3 separate regions of the Homo sapiens genome follow, and all the other regions are linked to region 1. The links are chromatin contacts, found by Hi-C or POLR2A ChIA-PET in ENCODE. All regions are on one chromosome and are shown on one strand. Each heading gives the region's core, a stretch centred on a gene start or an enhancer-like site at or near the end of the contact. The rest is flanking DNA. Distances are from core to core; before and after follow the strand shown.

The links. Hi-C counts contacts between places; a loop is a spot of excess contacts on that map. ChIA-PET counts read pairs that join two places held with the same protein, here RNA polymerase II (POLR2A). Pooled maps may share reads with other maps.
Region 2: a pooled map shows a loop between it and region 1 (7-fold over the local background). The contact joins the promoter of ZSWIM7 here to the promoter of COPS3 in region 1. A Hi-C loop is called at or near these places in 1 of 50 pooled maps. POLR2A ChIA-PET finds 5 or more read pairs at or near these places in 2 of 52 experiments (A673 and GM10248).
Region 3: a pooled map shows a loop between it and region 1 (23-fold over the local background). The contact joins the promoter of PIGL here to the promoter of COPS3 in region 1. A Hi-C loop is called at or near these places in 1 of 37 single-sample maps with no recorded cell type and 8 of 50 pooled maps. POLR2A ChIA-PET finds 5 or more read pairs at or near these places in 2 of 52 experiments (H1 and HCT116).

The regions. Positions count from the first base shown.
Region 1 is chr17:17,278,570-17,283,245 of GRCh38, reverse strand. COPS3 (COP9 signalosome subunit 3) reads left to right here and starts at 2,000. Exons shown (of 12, transcript NM_003653.4): 1 at 2,000-2,114. The coding sequence starts at 2,060. RefSeq lists enhancers at 1,803-1,902, 2,553-2,612 and a silencer at 2,123-2,362.
Region 2 is chr17:15,996,890-16,001,565 of GRCh38, reverse strand. ZSWIM7 (zinc finger SWIM-type containing 7) reads left to right here and starts at 1,862. Exons shown (of 5, transcript NM_001042697.2): 1 at 1,862-2,047. The coding sequence starts at 1,972. It overlaps TTC19 (tetratricopeptide repeat domain 19), which reads right to left and starts at 1,742. Exons shown (of 10, transcript NM_017775.4): 1 at 1,534-1,742; 2 at 1,321-1,448. The coding sequence starts at 1,717. RefSeq lists silencers at 1,389-1,778, 2,129-2,288 and an enhancer at 1,899-1,988.
Region 3 is chr17:16,214,931-16,219,606 of GRCh38, reverse strand. It overlaps PIGL (phosphatidylinositol glycan anchor biosynthesis class L), which reads right to left and starts at 2,397. Exons shown (of 7, transcript NM_004278.4): 1 at 2,146-2,397. The coding sequence starts at 2,380. NCOR1 (nuclear receptor corepressor 1) reads left to right here and starts at 4,073. Exons shown (of 46, transcript NM_006311.4): 1 at 4,073-4,245. RefSeq lists enhancers at 2,372-2,621, 3,808-3,867, 3,445-4,360, 4,361-4,676 and a silencer at 4,138-4,607.

The DNA.
Region 1 (4,676 bases), core at 751-3,250:
TTCTCCCAAGCCAGGTCAATCTCCTCTGTGACATGATTTTATAGAACCATGTTCCATTCCTTCAGACCACTAACTCCTTTTATCTAGGGTCTTCATGTGTTGTCTGCAGGAGAGAAGGACCGAAACTGTTTTGTTTTGTTTTGTTTTGTTTGAGTCAGATTCTTGCTCTGTCGCCCATGCTGGAGTGCAGTGGTGCCATCTCGGCTCACTGCAACCTCCACTTCCCGGGTTCAAGAGGTTTTCCCATCTCAGCCTCCCGAGTAGTTGGGACTACAGGTACCCATCACCAAGCCCAGCTAATTTTTGTAGTATTTTTAGTAGAGATGGCTTTTCACCATGTTGGCCAGGCTGGTGTCCAACCCCTGACCTCAAGTGATCCACTTGCTTCAGTCTCCCAAAGTGCTGGATTACAAGCGTGAGAGACTGCACCAGGCCCCAAGACTGTTTTTACTACCACTGTATTTCTAGTGCCTGGTACAACACATTGTAAGTGTCAGTAAACATATGTTGGATAAAATTTTAAAATGCATGTTTATTTTCTCAGTCCCTACTATGCAGCAAATCCTATGCTGGGCCCTAAAGGGGAACCAAGGTTAGTAAGAGAAATGCTTGACCTTAAGGAACTCCATGCCAGTTAGAAGCAATGGATCCGTAAACCAAAAGTATCTGAGACCAGTCTCAATCGAGAAAGTTTATATTGCCAAGGTGAAGGATGCGATGATAACACGGCCTCAGGAGCTCCTCAGGACATGTGCCCAAGGTGCGGGTACAGTTTGGTTTTATACATTTTAGGGAGACATGAGTCATCGATCAATACATGTAAGATGTACGTTGGTTAGGATCGGAAAGACGGGCTAACTCGGGGCAGTGGGGGGCTTCTACCTTATAGGTAGACTTAAAGATTTTTTGATTGGTAATTGGTTGAAAGAGTTATTATCTAAAGACCTGGAAGTAAATAGAAAGAAATATCTGGGTTATGATTATAAGGGGTTGTGGAGACCAAGGTTTTATCATGCAGATGAGGCTTCCAGGTAGCCTGCTATTCAGACAGAATAGATTGTAAATATTTCTTATCAGTCTTGAGTCTACCAGTCTTAAGGTCTCTGTGTTGATGTTTGTGAGGCATGTCTGACTACCACTTCCCATCATGGCCTGAACTAGTTTTTCAGGATAAATTGGAATGTCCTTGGCTTCAGATAGGGTCCACCAGTCAGTTGGGGGGCTTAGACTTTTATTTTTGGTTTACAGATATCACATGGACTATAGAGACACATTTCTGTAACAGAGTAGAAGTGCAACATGAGAAGAACAAAGTGCTTTAGGCGACAAGCGGAGGAGGGAGACATCAATCCCAGATGGGAAAAATCAATTCACTTTCTGTGTGTGGTGTTACTTATTTATTTATTTTTTGCAGGGAAGGGATCGATTCATTCAACGTACACCTTGAATGAATAACTATAGTTCTCCCTACGTCCTATGCACTGTCCTAAGTGTTTTACGTGGTTAAGGACACTAAGATTTTACAGATGGGGAAAACAATGCACACGACAGTCAAGTGACCCGCTCAACGTCACACAGCTACTAAGTGGTAGAAAAGGCAGTTGAACCCAGGCTGCTTGGCTCCAGAGTCTAATATCACGGGGAAAACCTCACGGGAGACGTGGCAACGAAGTTGTGCTTCATTGAAGTATCTGTCCAGGTGGAAAACCGCAGGGCCTCTCTAGCAAAATCCAGAACCAGAAAATACTTGCTTAATTATGAGTTTCCTTCCTTCTTTTGCCCACTATCCCCATTTAACCTGCGGAGGGATTTCAGAAGTGCAGTGAATAAAGATGCAGGGGACTATGGAACACTAATTTCCGGCTACGGCGAATTCAGGCTGTTTCCATGGAAACAGTAACGGGTGGGCAGCTAGGTATAGTCTCGCGGTGCTTGAACCAGCGGAAGTGACGTCGCCGCTCGCGAGGACCTCAGGTGGATCGCCGCGGCCCCTCCTCCCAGAGCGGCAGCCTTTTCCCGCGCGTGCTGCCTTCGCCGCTCGGGCCGCCCGGGGGAAAACATGGCGTCTGCCCTGGAGCAGTTCGTGAACAGTGTCCGACAGCTCTCAGCTCAAGGTAACGCCCTAGGCCGCCGGGCTGGGCATGGGCGGGTACCGGGAACTGGCCTGGATCCCCAGGCGCCAGCACGGACGGCTGGAACAGCCCTTTTAGTCCTGAGACTCTTCTCCGGGGCCGGGCTTGGGGTTGCGGCGTTTAGATCAGGGCAGGATCGAGCGCGGCCGAGTGTAGGCAGCCCCCTCGCGCTCCGCTGTCCTCGCCGGCCGGCCTCCCCTCCCTCGGGCCGCCGGGAGCCCCCTCCCCCCGGCCTGGGCCCCTTCCACCGGGCGCTTTGCTTGACAGTTTGGGGGCGTGACTTCCGCCAGGAGCCATCTCGGGCGACTATTGGTTCCTTCTGTCTCTCTTGCCTTCGGTGATTGGCGCACCGCCATGTCATCTTTGCCGCCGATCCGCAGCTTGCTGACTAGGCCGCCGGGAGCGGGCGGGAGGCGAGTCCGTTCTGGGTGTCTTGGCTCTATGGCTCGCCTCTGCCAGCTCCTCCGCTGCCAGGCGGCGCACGCTCGGGAACCTGTGCGCCTATTTTGGTCCTACAGAATGCTGCGGAAGCTCTCGCTCGTAGGACTCCATTTCTTCTTCTTTGTTTTTTTTTAGCCGAGGCTGGAGTGCAGTGGCGCGATCTCGGCTCACTGCAACCTCAGCCTCCCGGCTTCAAGCGATTCTCCTGTCTCAGCCTCCCGAGTAGCTGAGATTACAGGCGCCCGCCAGCTCACACGGCTTTTTTTTTTTTTGAGACGGAGTCTCACTGTCTCCCAGGCTGGAGTGCAGTGGCGCGGTCTCGGCTCACCTCAACCTTCGCCTTCGAGGTTCAAGCGATTCTCCTGTCTCAGCCTCCCGAGTAGCTGGGATTACAGGCGCCTGCCCGGCTAATTTTTGTATTTTTAGTAGAGACAGGGTTTCACCATGTTGGCCTGGCTGGTCTCGAACCTTGATCTCAGGTGATCCACTGGCCTCGGCCTCCCAAAGTGCTGGGATTACAGGCATGAGCCACCGCGGCCAGCCCACGCGGCTAATTTTTTCGTATTTTTAATAGAGATGGGGTTTTTACCATGTTGGCCAAGCTGGTTTCGAACTCCTCACCTGAAGTGATCCGCCCACCTCGGCCTCCCAAAGTGCTAGGATTACAGGCGTGAGCCACTGCGCCCGGCCAGGACTCCATTTCTAGGGGTAGAATTGTGATGATTTTACTCGCACTTTCCAGGTTGTTTGGTTCATTCATTGCGTATGAATGTACCGAATTCTGGACCTGAAATTCGAATGATTAGATGCTGGCTGTGAAGGCCCTTTTAACTATCCCGTGCTTCAGTTTCTTCGTCTGCAAAATAAGTCCCTAGTTTATGTAGAGTTGTGAAGATTCAATGAGAGAAACCATGTAAAAGCAGTTGGAACAGTGCCTGTCATAAGGGGTGCAATAAATATAGCTGCAAATTATTGTTACCGTCATTAATTGCAAAGTTCTAGGAGCTGCTTGACCTTGGACAAATAACCTTTAATCTCTGAGTCTTTTGCATCTCCATTGTAAAAATGGAGGGGTGCTTTTACCTCACTGGTGTAAGACAAATGGTCTGATATGGAGCTGCACTTAATAAGAATTCTTCCTCTTTTTCCTTTTTATTAATAGAAATGAGGTTCACAGGGAAGGCACAGGCTTGCCTTTTCTATGAATAAAGGAACCACTGGTTTGTTAATTTATTCGACAAATACTTAGTGTTCTCCTTCCTGGGGTGTAGTGTAGTTAGAAGCTTCAGGTTGAAATCCTGTCGCGGTCACTTCTTGGGTGAACCACTTAATTTCCCTGGGCCAATTTTCTTAATTACAAAACAGAACTAGGGCTGTTGTGGTCTTCAGGTTATAGGATGCTATAGGAACAGTCTGCTAGACAGAGATAAATATGGTAACTTTCATTGCTGTCGGCTACTGTGCCTCACACTCACTGGATAGGAAATCTTTGAGTTTCAGGCCAGGCGCAGTGGCTCACTCCTGTAATTCCAGCACTTTGGGAGGCCGAGGCGGGCGGATCATCTGAGGTCAGGAGTTCAAGACCACCCTGGCCAACATGGTGAAACCCTGTCTCTACTAAAAATGCAAAATTAGCCAGGCATGGTGGCGGGCGCCTGTAATCTCAGCTACTCGGGAGGCTGAGGCAGGAGAATGGCATGAACCTGGGAGGTGGAGCTTGCAGTGAGCCAAGATCGCGCCACTGCCCTCCAGTCTGGGTGACAGAGCAAGACTCCGTCTCAAAAAAAAAAAAAAGAAAAAAAAGAATTTTATTGGCCACATCTCTGGTTACACTGATTTCAAATGCACTCTGTGACACTTAAACTTTTTTTTTTTACTCTGCCCTTGGCCCTGCACTAATTAATTATCTGGTGATTTCATAGTGACCCAGCTTTTATTTCAGTCTCAACTGGGCACTGATTGTTAACTAGTAGAGAACTAATGGATTGCAATGCTTATTTCTGGGTGTTACAAATTATTGTTAATATATTTAGAGTAATGGTTTACAAAGGCAAATTATTCAACTAGAAGTTACTTCATACCTACCAGTGAGATCTGTAATAC
Region 2 (4,676 bases), core at 613-3,112, 1.3 Mb after region 1:
CTAATGATAAGAGCTATAAAGATGACAGAAAGGAATGATAAGGGGTCTCCTCTAAATAGGACTTAGGGAAGCCTTCCAAGGAAGTGACAGCTAAACTGAGGTAGTAAGGATGAGAATGAGTCAACCAAATAAGGACCTGGGGAGAACAATGACTCAAACAGAGGGTAGAGAATGAGTGAAGTCCCTACAAGCTGAAGAGAATGGTTTTGAGGAAGAAATGCAAAGAAATAGATGTGAAGGGAGGATGGTGAGCCAGAGGATTACTGCCAAATGGGTGGGCAAGGTATATGCTGGTTTAGATCATGTGGGGTGTTGCAAGCCAAGGCAAGGAGTTTGTATTTTATCATAAATGCAGTGGGTAGCCATTCAGAGCTTTCTGACAAGGAGATGACATAATCCAATTTACTCTTTTTTTTTTTGGTCGCTTTGGTTTCTGCATGGAGAATAGATTGCAAGAGGCCAGGAGGCCAGGAAAGACTACTGGAGCATAGTTGGTGGCAATGATGGTTTGCACTAGGGTGACAGCAAGGGAGATAGACAAAAGGGGAAAGATTTGAGAAATATTTTGCATTTGTTGGCAACAGGACTTGTTGCTGGACTGTAAGTGTATTGGAAGGCAATGGTAAGGTACCACAAGTTTTAAGAATGACTATGAGGTTTTTAGGCTGAAAAACTGATGGTAGTAAAGAGATGGCGAAAGCGTATGTTGAGGAGGCATTAAAGATCGTTTAGTTTTGGGCATGTTAAATCTGAGAGGTAGGTATGGTCCTAAAGTGCAAATGGCATGTCAGTAGCACACTACAGAATGGAAATACAAATTTGGACGTTGTTGGCATCGAGTAGGTATTTAGCTCAATGGAAGAGATGAGATAACTTGGGAAAAGAGGAGGAAAAAAAAATAGAAAAGGATGTGGAGAAAAGGAAGAATTCAGGAGGAGAACCGAACCGCATAACCAACACTAAGTTGCCATTTTCAGGCCGCTATATACGTGCGAAATTATGTCATTTCAGATAGGCTGGTTAATTGATAAAACCACTACAAAACGTTCCCGATATTTCGTTTGCATAAAGCGTGATGCCTAGGGCGCCATCTCCATTTGCACTTGACACTGCAGAGGTTTTACTGCAGGCCTTAGAGTCGGAAAAGCCTGGATGGATTCCAATCCCCTCTCGGATGACCCACCTCATTCTCGGCAATTTTACCCGCGGAGCCTCCATCCACTCTTCGGCGAGGCGGAGAGAGTAATGCGCAGCAACGCCAAGACCCCGCTCACAAAGGCTACCGCGCTCGGCCGGGCGCAGGGCCCGGAGCCGCCTCACCTTGGCTCGCTTCAGCAGCTGGATGATCTCTGCCTCGGCCTCGTCCGCCCCGTCCTCGGCAGCGGCCCCGTCGGCTCCCTGCTGCTCCTCCTCCTCTGCCGCAGCGGGCCTCGAGAACCAGGCGAGCGCTGCGGGAAGGGGCTCTGAGGTCATCGGGCCCGGCCCGCGCCCCTGTCCCCGCCCGGCCGGCCCCGCCCGGCCCGCGCCCCTCACCTGCCAGCAGCGGCAGCAGGCCTGGGCCCCGGCCGTGCGGCGCGACTCGGGATGGCGGCACCTGCACCTCGGGCCCCGGACCTCCTGCCAGCCCCGGGAGCAGGCGCGCGGAGCAGCCCCGGCACCGCCGCCCCGCGGCCCGCAGGAAGCCTCGGCCCAGGCTCCAGCTCAGGAGCCGGAACATGCTCCCGCCGCGTCCTCTGCGCACTGCAGGCCAGACGCGCTCCTGGCCCCCGACCACGCGCCGAGCGCCCTCCGGATTGGCCGGGCCCTGACGACTGAGCAGGACATCCCTGCGTCCGCACGCGCGATGACGCGCCCCGACGTCACTCCGTCTCGCCCTGCCCCGGCGGGGGGTCAGGATCCTCCACAGGTAGGCGCAGTCAGCTGGAGCGTCGCGGCGGTCCGCCGGTCGTGGAGGGCGTGTCCTGCGGCGCGATGGCCGTAGTGTTGCCGGCGGTTGTGGAGGAGCTCCTGAGCGAGATGGCGGCGGCGGTGCAGGAGAGCGCGCGAAGTACGGGACCGAGGTCGTGTGTGGCTGCGCCATGGGCGCGGGCGGGGCATCCGGGCACCGCCGGGCCGGGAGGCAGGAGGCGGGGTGTCCGGGCCTGGCCCTGCCTTTTTTCCATGTGGTTCTCTAAACCTCTTGTTCGTAAAAAGACAAAAAAACAAAACAACAAAAAAGCGAAATTGGAACAAGTAAAAGTCAAATCGATTCAGCAAATATTTACGGTACAGCGCAGTTGCAGGAGCCCCTCCGTCGGAGCGAGTAGGCCAGTGGGGACCGAAGTGCTGAGAGCTGGCCGGGTCGCTGGGAGGGGTCCCCGCCCGGGGGTGGAAGGGACGGGAGCCTACAGTGAGTGATAGAAACGTGGAGTTCTTGATTATTTTACACGAAATTTTGAATTATTAAACTTCTTTTTCTCAAATTCTGATGTTAACATTAAAGTTAATGCTTCCATACACTTTAAAAAGTAGGCCCAGCGCAGTGGCTCACTCCCGTAATCCCAGCACTTTGGGAGGCCGAGGCAGTTGGATTACCTAAGGTCAGGAGTTCGAGACCAGCCTGGCCAACATGGTGAAACTTCGTCTCTACTAAAAATACAAAAAATTAGCTGGGCGTGGTGGCGGGCGCCTGTAATTCCAGCTACTCAGGAGGCTGAGGCAGGAGAATCGCTTGAACCCGGGAGGCGGAGGTTGCCGTGAGCCGAGATCGCGCCATTGCACTCCAGCCTGGGCAACAAGAGCGAAATTCCATCTCAAAAAAAAAAAAAAAAGCATTTTAAGAGCCACAAAACCTAAATGCATATGCAATCGTTGGAGTAAATCTGGGTATTGTGAAAGCACCATTTTTTTTCTGACCAGCAGAGGGTACTCTTTGGCTATGCTCACCAAAATCACTTGAGAAGGGTTGATCTCAAGATGTGTTCAGAGTATGCTAGGATAAGATCAAATCAAATTTGATATACTCAAAATGCATTGACTAATGAACTACTCTTAGGATGTAAAAATGGCCACCTTATAAATAACAGCCATATCAGGCCCCCAAACTGCCATCGCTTATTCAACTTGGATGGCTTTTGTTTTAAAAGTACTGTACTGCATTTTGAAAGGGTTTATCTTGAGTTACTGTTTTTAAGGAACTGAGAAAAATAAGCCAACTTTGTTTCCTCATCTCAGTCAAAATTAAGGAGACTTAAGTATATGTGCTTGAAAGATTAGTGCAGCCAAGTATTCAAACATACTTGTTTCCAAAAAGGATGGGAAAAAAGCCAACTGATGTTAGCTTATACAATTGTTCTGGGCTCTCAGATTTGATGGCCTGAGGGTTTGGAATGCTGTCACTTTAAACAATAATCGCCAGAACTGTTCTGTGTCTGAATAGGTTAATCCATACACTGACAGTAGTTTGGGTTGGTTTGTTTTTTTTTTTTAGACAGAGTCTTGCTCTGTCTCCCAGGCTGGAGTGCAATGGGCGATCTCAGCTCAGTGCAACCTCCGCTTCCCAAGTTCAAGTGATTCTCCTGCCTCAGCCTCCCAAGTAGCTGTGACTACAGGCGCATGCCACCACACCCGGCTAATTTGTGTATTTTTAGAAGAGACGGGGTTTCACCATATTGGCCAGGCTGGTCTCAAACTCCTGACCTTGTGATACGGACACCTCAGCCTCCCAAAATGCTGGGATTACAGGCGTGAGCCACCGTGCCCAGCCAGTTTTGGGTTTTTTCCCTCCAACAAGAAGGTTCACAAGACACATTGACAGTCCTGAAGGGGGCATAATCATTGCCCCTGACACCCATGGTTCAGACACAGGAACCAATGCTGTTGATTCATGTTTATTTTCAGAAGCCCTGTTTTCTGTCTTTTTCAAAATCTTTTTTCTATTAATATATAGTTATGCACCCTTCCTAACCCCCATTCTTCAGTGGTAATTTTTTTAGATCAAGATTCCAAGTTTTATTTGTATGATGATATATAAACTAGTCACAGTGGAACCATGTAGGAAGCTATGATTACTTTTTGTTTTCTTTGTAACTTTTGGATTTCCCTGGAGTTACAACTATCTTGGTTTTGTTTATGTGCTTATTTAGTTTTTTACATATTTATTCCTACTTTAACCTCACATCCTTTACTAGTGTTCTCAATCTCCCCTCAAGATGTTCAGATGAACGAAGTATGTTATCAGTTTCACCTTCCTGAAGACATCTCTAGAGCCTTCGGACTTGCTTAATATGGACTGGCTGATCTCTCGGCTGTTTGCTGAGATCTCTCTTAACCATTATTATCTGGGAATTCTCTGTATCTTTGTTGGGTCCTATGTTTAGTATATCCTACAGTTTTCTTTTTCTCAGTTTACTACCTCTTTTTTTTTTTTTTGAGACAGTCTGTCACCCAGGCTGATGTGCAATAGCATGATCAAAGCTCACTGTAGCTTTGACCTCCTAGGCTCAGATGATCCTCCCACCTCAGCCTCCCAAGTGAGTATCTGGGACTGCAGGCACACAATACCACAGCTGGCTAGTTTTTTGTATTTTTTGTAGAGACAAGGTCTCACTATGTTGCCTAGGCTGGACTCGAAGTCTGGAGCTCAAGAGGTCCACCTGCCTTGGCTTCCCAAAGTGCCAGGATTACAGGCATGAGCC
Region 3 (4,676 bases), core at 1,148-3,647, 1.1 Mb after region 1:
GACAGAGTGAGACTCCATCTCAAAAAGAAAACTAAACAAAAAACCCCCCACCAAACCTAGAAGCTAAGAAAAAATGGTGGCATTACTTGTAACTATTTGCAATTAATATTCTTAACAGAGCATAAATTTTAGAAGAAAAGTGCTTGGGCTCCAATTCTTAATAAATATGTAAAATGGTTTACTTTTACTGGTAACAAAGGTTTTTGGGGGAGAAGATACTAAACAAATTAAGAAATTTATAAAAAATGGCCAGGTGTGGTGGCTTACGCCTGTAATCCCAGCACTTTGGGAGGCTGAGGCGGGCAGATCAAAAGTTCAGGAGATCAAGACCATCCTGGCTAACACAGTGAAACCCCGTCTCTACTAAAAACTAAAAACAAATAAAAAAATTAGCTGGGCATGGTGGCGGGCGGGCGCCTGTAGTCCCAGAAAGAAGGGCGTGAACCCAGGAGGCAGAACTTACAGTGAGCCGAGATTGCGCCACTGCACTCCAGCCTAGGCGATAGAGCAAGACTCCGTCTCAAAAAAAAAAAAAAAAAAATTTATAAAAAATGTCAGTCAATGCTACAGAAAGTAGTATATTAAGACAGATACTCTCATTAGTGCCAGTAAGAATGTAAATAGGTAGGCCAGGCATGGTGGCTCACACTTGTAATCCCAAGCACTTTGGGAGGCCAAGGCAGGTGGATCACTAGAGGTCAGGAGTTTGAGACCAGCCTGGCTAACATGGTGAAACCTCATCTCTACTAAAAATACAAAAATTAGCCAGGTGTGGTGGCATGCGCTTGTAAACCCAGCTACTTGGCAGGCTGACGCAGGAGAATCACTTGAACCCGGGTGGTGGAGGTTGCAGTGAGCCGAGATCACGCCACGGCACTCCAGCCTGGGCAACAGAGCGAGACTATCTCAGAAAAAAAAAAAAAAAAAAAGAGTAAGTTGGCATTTTGTTTTTGGGAATGTGTTTTGCAATGCAAAGCCTAAAAACAGCCAATTTTAAAAATTAATACTCATGAAATAATATAAAATACATAAAGATGTTCTCTGCTCTTTGCAATAAACTAGGAAAAAACCCTCTGAATGTACAAACAATAAGGGATGATTAAGGTTTATCCCGATGAAGCCATTTAACAGGCTATACATTTAGATCTAATTAATATAGGTAGATGTTTAAAGTTTCATGAGGACACTGCTCTTATCTAGCTTTCCACTTTTGTATCCCTAGGGCATAGAATAAGGCCTAGCACATAAATGTTTAATAAGTATTTGGTAAATAAATGAAAAAGTAATGTCGAGTAAAAACGATATAAAATTTTATAAAATGTGATTTCTGTGAAGAAGCTGTATAGAAAAAGAATTGGAAAGACACACAAACAAATGGGAAAAGAGGTCATGGGCAATTTAAAAAAATAGCTTTATTGAGGTATACTTTGACATGCCATAAAATTCACCCATTGTATGTGTACAATTCAATTACTTCATTTATACAACTGTTCAATTATCACCATATTCCAGCTTAATGGTCAATATTTGCTTTGTCATTTGATCTTTTCTCTATGGTAAGCAAAAATCTATTATTTGAAAGGTTCCTTCACTGAAAGCTGGGTGGAGTTGAACTCTAAAATTACCTACAAAATTACTTTCTATCTAGTCATCTATGTCTAATTCTTCAATTTGACACATGCATGTTACTAGCACAAGCTGCATTTTAAAGGCAGCAGGAAGGTCTTTTACTATCATTAGAAGTTAACTTTAAGGATTGAGCAGGCACGATACAGCATAGATTGTTTCGTGTGCTATATAGTAAGGTCAATATTCTTGCTCCTTCTACAAATAAAAAAAAGTTCCACAGAATAACAAGTACAGGTGGAGTTCCCAACGGAAATGCAGGTACTGAATACAACCAACTGCAACTGTTTCTCTGCTCCTCAATCCTGCTGGCGTAGTACGCGAGCTGCCGACGTCCCCCAACCCACCAGGTAAGCCGGCCGCTCCTGTCCCTAGGCTGTGAGGGGTTCAGAGGTAAGACCTTCGGTGTATTCACTTAGCTCCCTACGGAAAACTTCGAGAAGAAGGCGACTGAGATCGGTTAGCACTTAAATCCCTTTCAAAGCCCCGGCTCCCATCGCCCCTCCTATGGCCTCCTACCTGCAGAGAAGCAAAGCAGGTACACCCAGTGCCTTAGGCGGGCCAAGCCTAGCACTGTGGGAGCAAAAAACATGGCTTCATCGTCAGGGTGCGCTATGACCAGCAGGGTCCGGCTTTCGGCTCCCAGCCGTCCTCCCTGCTCCCGACTCTTCATTCGTTCTGAGGAGTCCCAAACCCAGAGGAAGCCCCATGCCAAGACCGCCAACGCCACACACAGGAGCCACATTGCTTCCATGATGGGTAAGCAGCACTGAGCCTGCGCAGTAGGAAAGGCTGCCTCTGACCCTGACTCCGGCTGGAAAACTTCACCGGGGAATGTTGGGTTCCGCTGTTAAGTCCCTCCCGCCGACATGCTCCGGAAGCTTGAGGTTTTAACGTTAAGGGTTCTCTTGTGTTTTAACACAGAAGTCTCCATGCCGTCCAGTTTCCTACCCTAGTCCTACCACACTGTACAATCGGTTTAAAAGGAAGCGTCTTATATATAAGCTCCCACTTATAGGAAGAGTTCCTTCCTCTTCATTTTCGAATTCATTTCTTAAAACTCGGGCCTTTCTCGTAATTATAGGGTTAGACAGCCCGTTATCCGTATGACAGTTTTCCAAAATAGCCAGTTACACCAACTTTGTTATTCCTTCTCACTTTTGGATGGCTTTCTTTACCTTTTTTTTTTTTTTTGAGAGGCTCTGTCGCCCAGGCTGGAGTGCAGTGGAGCGATCTCGGCTCACTGCAACCTCTGTCTCCCGGGTTCAAGCGACTCTTCTGCCTCAGCCTCCCGAGTAGCTGGGACTATAGGCGCGCGCCACCACGCCCAGCTAATTTTTGTATTTTTAGTAGAGAGGGGGTTTCACCATGTTAACTAGGCTGGTCTCGAACTCCTGACTTCGTGATCCGCTCGCCTCGGCCTCCCAAAGTGCTGGGATTACAGGCCTGAGCCACCGCGCCCGGCCCTTTCTTTTTTTTTTTTGAAACGGTCTGGCTCCGTCGCCCAGGCTGGAGTGCAGTGGCGCGACCTAGGTTCGCTGCTACCTCAGCCTCCCGCGTTCAAGCAATTCTCCCACTTCGGTCTCCCCAGTAGCTGGGATTACTGGCGCGCGCCACCACGCCCGCTTAATTTTTGTATTTTTAGTAGTGACGGGGTTTCTCCATGTTCGTCAGGCTGGTCTCGAACTCCTGACCTTAAGTGATGGCCCGCCTCGGCCTCCCTAAGTGCTGGGATTACAAGCGTGACCCACTGCGTCCGGTCGGGCCTGGCTTTTCTAAAGGAACGTATGCGTGCGGTTACGAGGAACCGTCGTTTCCCCAGCAGGGTGAGGCTGAGCGTGCACTTAACAGTCGCGAGGGCCACAGGCTCCTCTTGCAAGTAACTTAAGGTTAAGGAGCAACATCGTGGACAAATCGGCCTCGCCCAGCATTTCAGTGAGGGCTTGGTGCGAATTCCAGCCAGAGCCCTAGAAAGTATCTTGGGCAGGTCGAAATGCACCCCTCCAGCTCCCAGCCACGAGGGGACCGGCTTCCCTGTACGCAGCTCCGGCCAGAGGAGGCCGCCGCCGCCCCACCACGCCGCGGAGGGGTTTGCAGGGTCCCTTCCACGGCCTGGAGTTTTTCCTTTTCCCACGCCTGAGGAAGGCCTCGGGCGCGCGGAACAGACGGGCAGGCGGGGGGCGCACAAGCCCAGGGCACGATGGCAGCAGCGCTGGATCCGGCTGGGCGCTGCTCGGCCCCGTATCCGTCCGAGAGGACCGCCGCTGCCAGGCCTAGAGGAGACATGAAGAGACCGGGCGCAGCGCGACCCGGGAAGCTCCGCCGAGGTAGGAGAGGCGCCCGGCCAGCGGAGGGAGTTGGTCTCCCAACTCTCCGGAAGGAGGAGGAGCCGGCGCTGGAGCCGCCTTAGCCGCGGCTCCGCGGGCTGGGGGGAGGGAGAGGGGTTGAGTCAAGATGGCGGCCAAGGTGGCGAAGCAGCAGCCGCGGCGGCGGCGGCGGCTGGAGTGAGCGTCCGACTCGCCGCGCCGAACGAGGTCCCGGTGTAGGGCCGCGCGCCGTGGCCGCGTCCCACTCCTCAGGCCGGGGCGCACGTCGGCTCCCACGCTTAGCCAGCTCCCGGTGAGTAGGCCCTGGCGCCTGCAACCCCGGCCTCCGGGCTCCTGCTAGTCCGGGGGCTTCCGAGGGCTCCCGGGGCAGCAGCCGCTGGGACGGTTTCTCCGCCGGGCGGGGGGTGTCGCAGGCCTGGGCAGGTCGGGACCCGTCCTGGCCGCCTGGCCTCTTCCACTCGGCAGCCCAGGAGAGAGCCGGGCGCGGCGGGGAGCTCGGGCTGGGCTAGCGGAGGCTTATGGAGTTTGGAGGAAGAATGGGCTGTGGCCGGGCCGGGGCTGGCCCCGAGGTGTCCTGTGCGGAGGGGCGTGCGGAGCCTACAGGGCCTGCGAGGGAGAGCGGGCAGCCGGTGCCCCGGGTGGGGCCGGCGCAGGTGGCGGGCCTGGGCTCACTGAGGCGGAGTTGGTGGCCGACTTGGAAGTGTAGAAGGGGCTGCGGAGGTT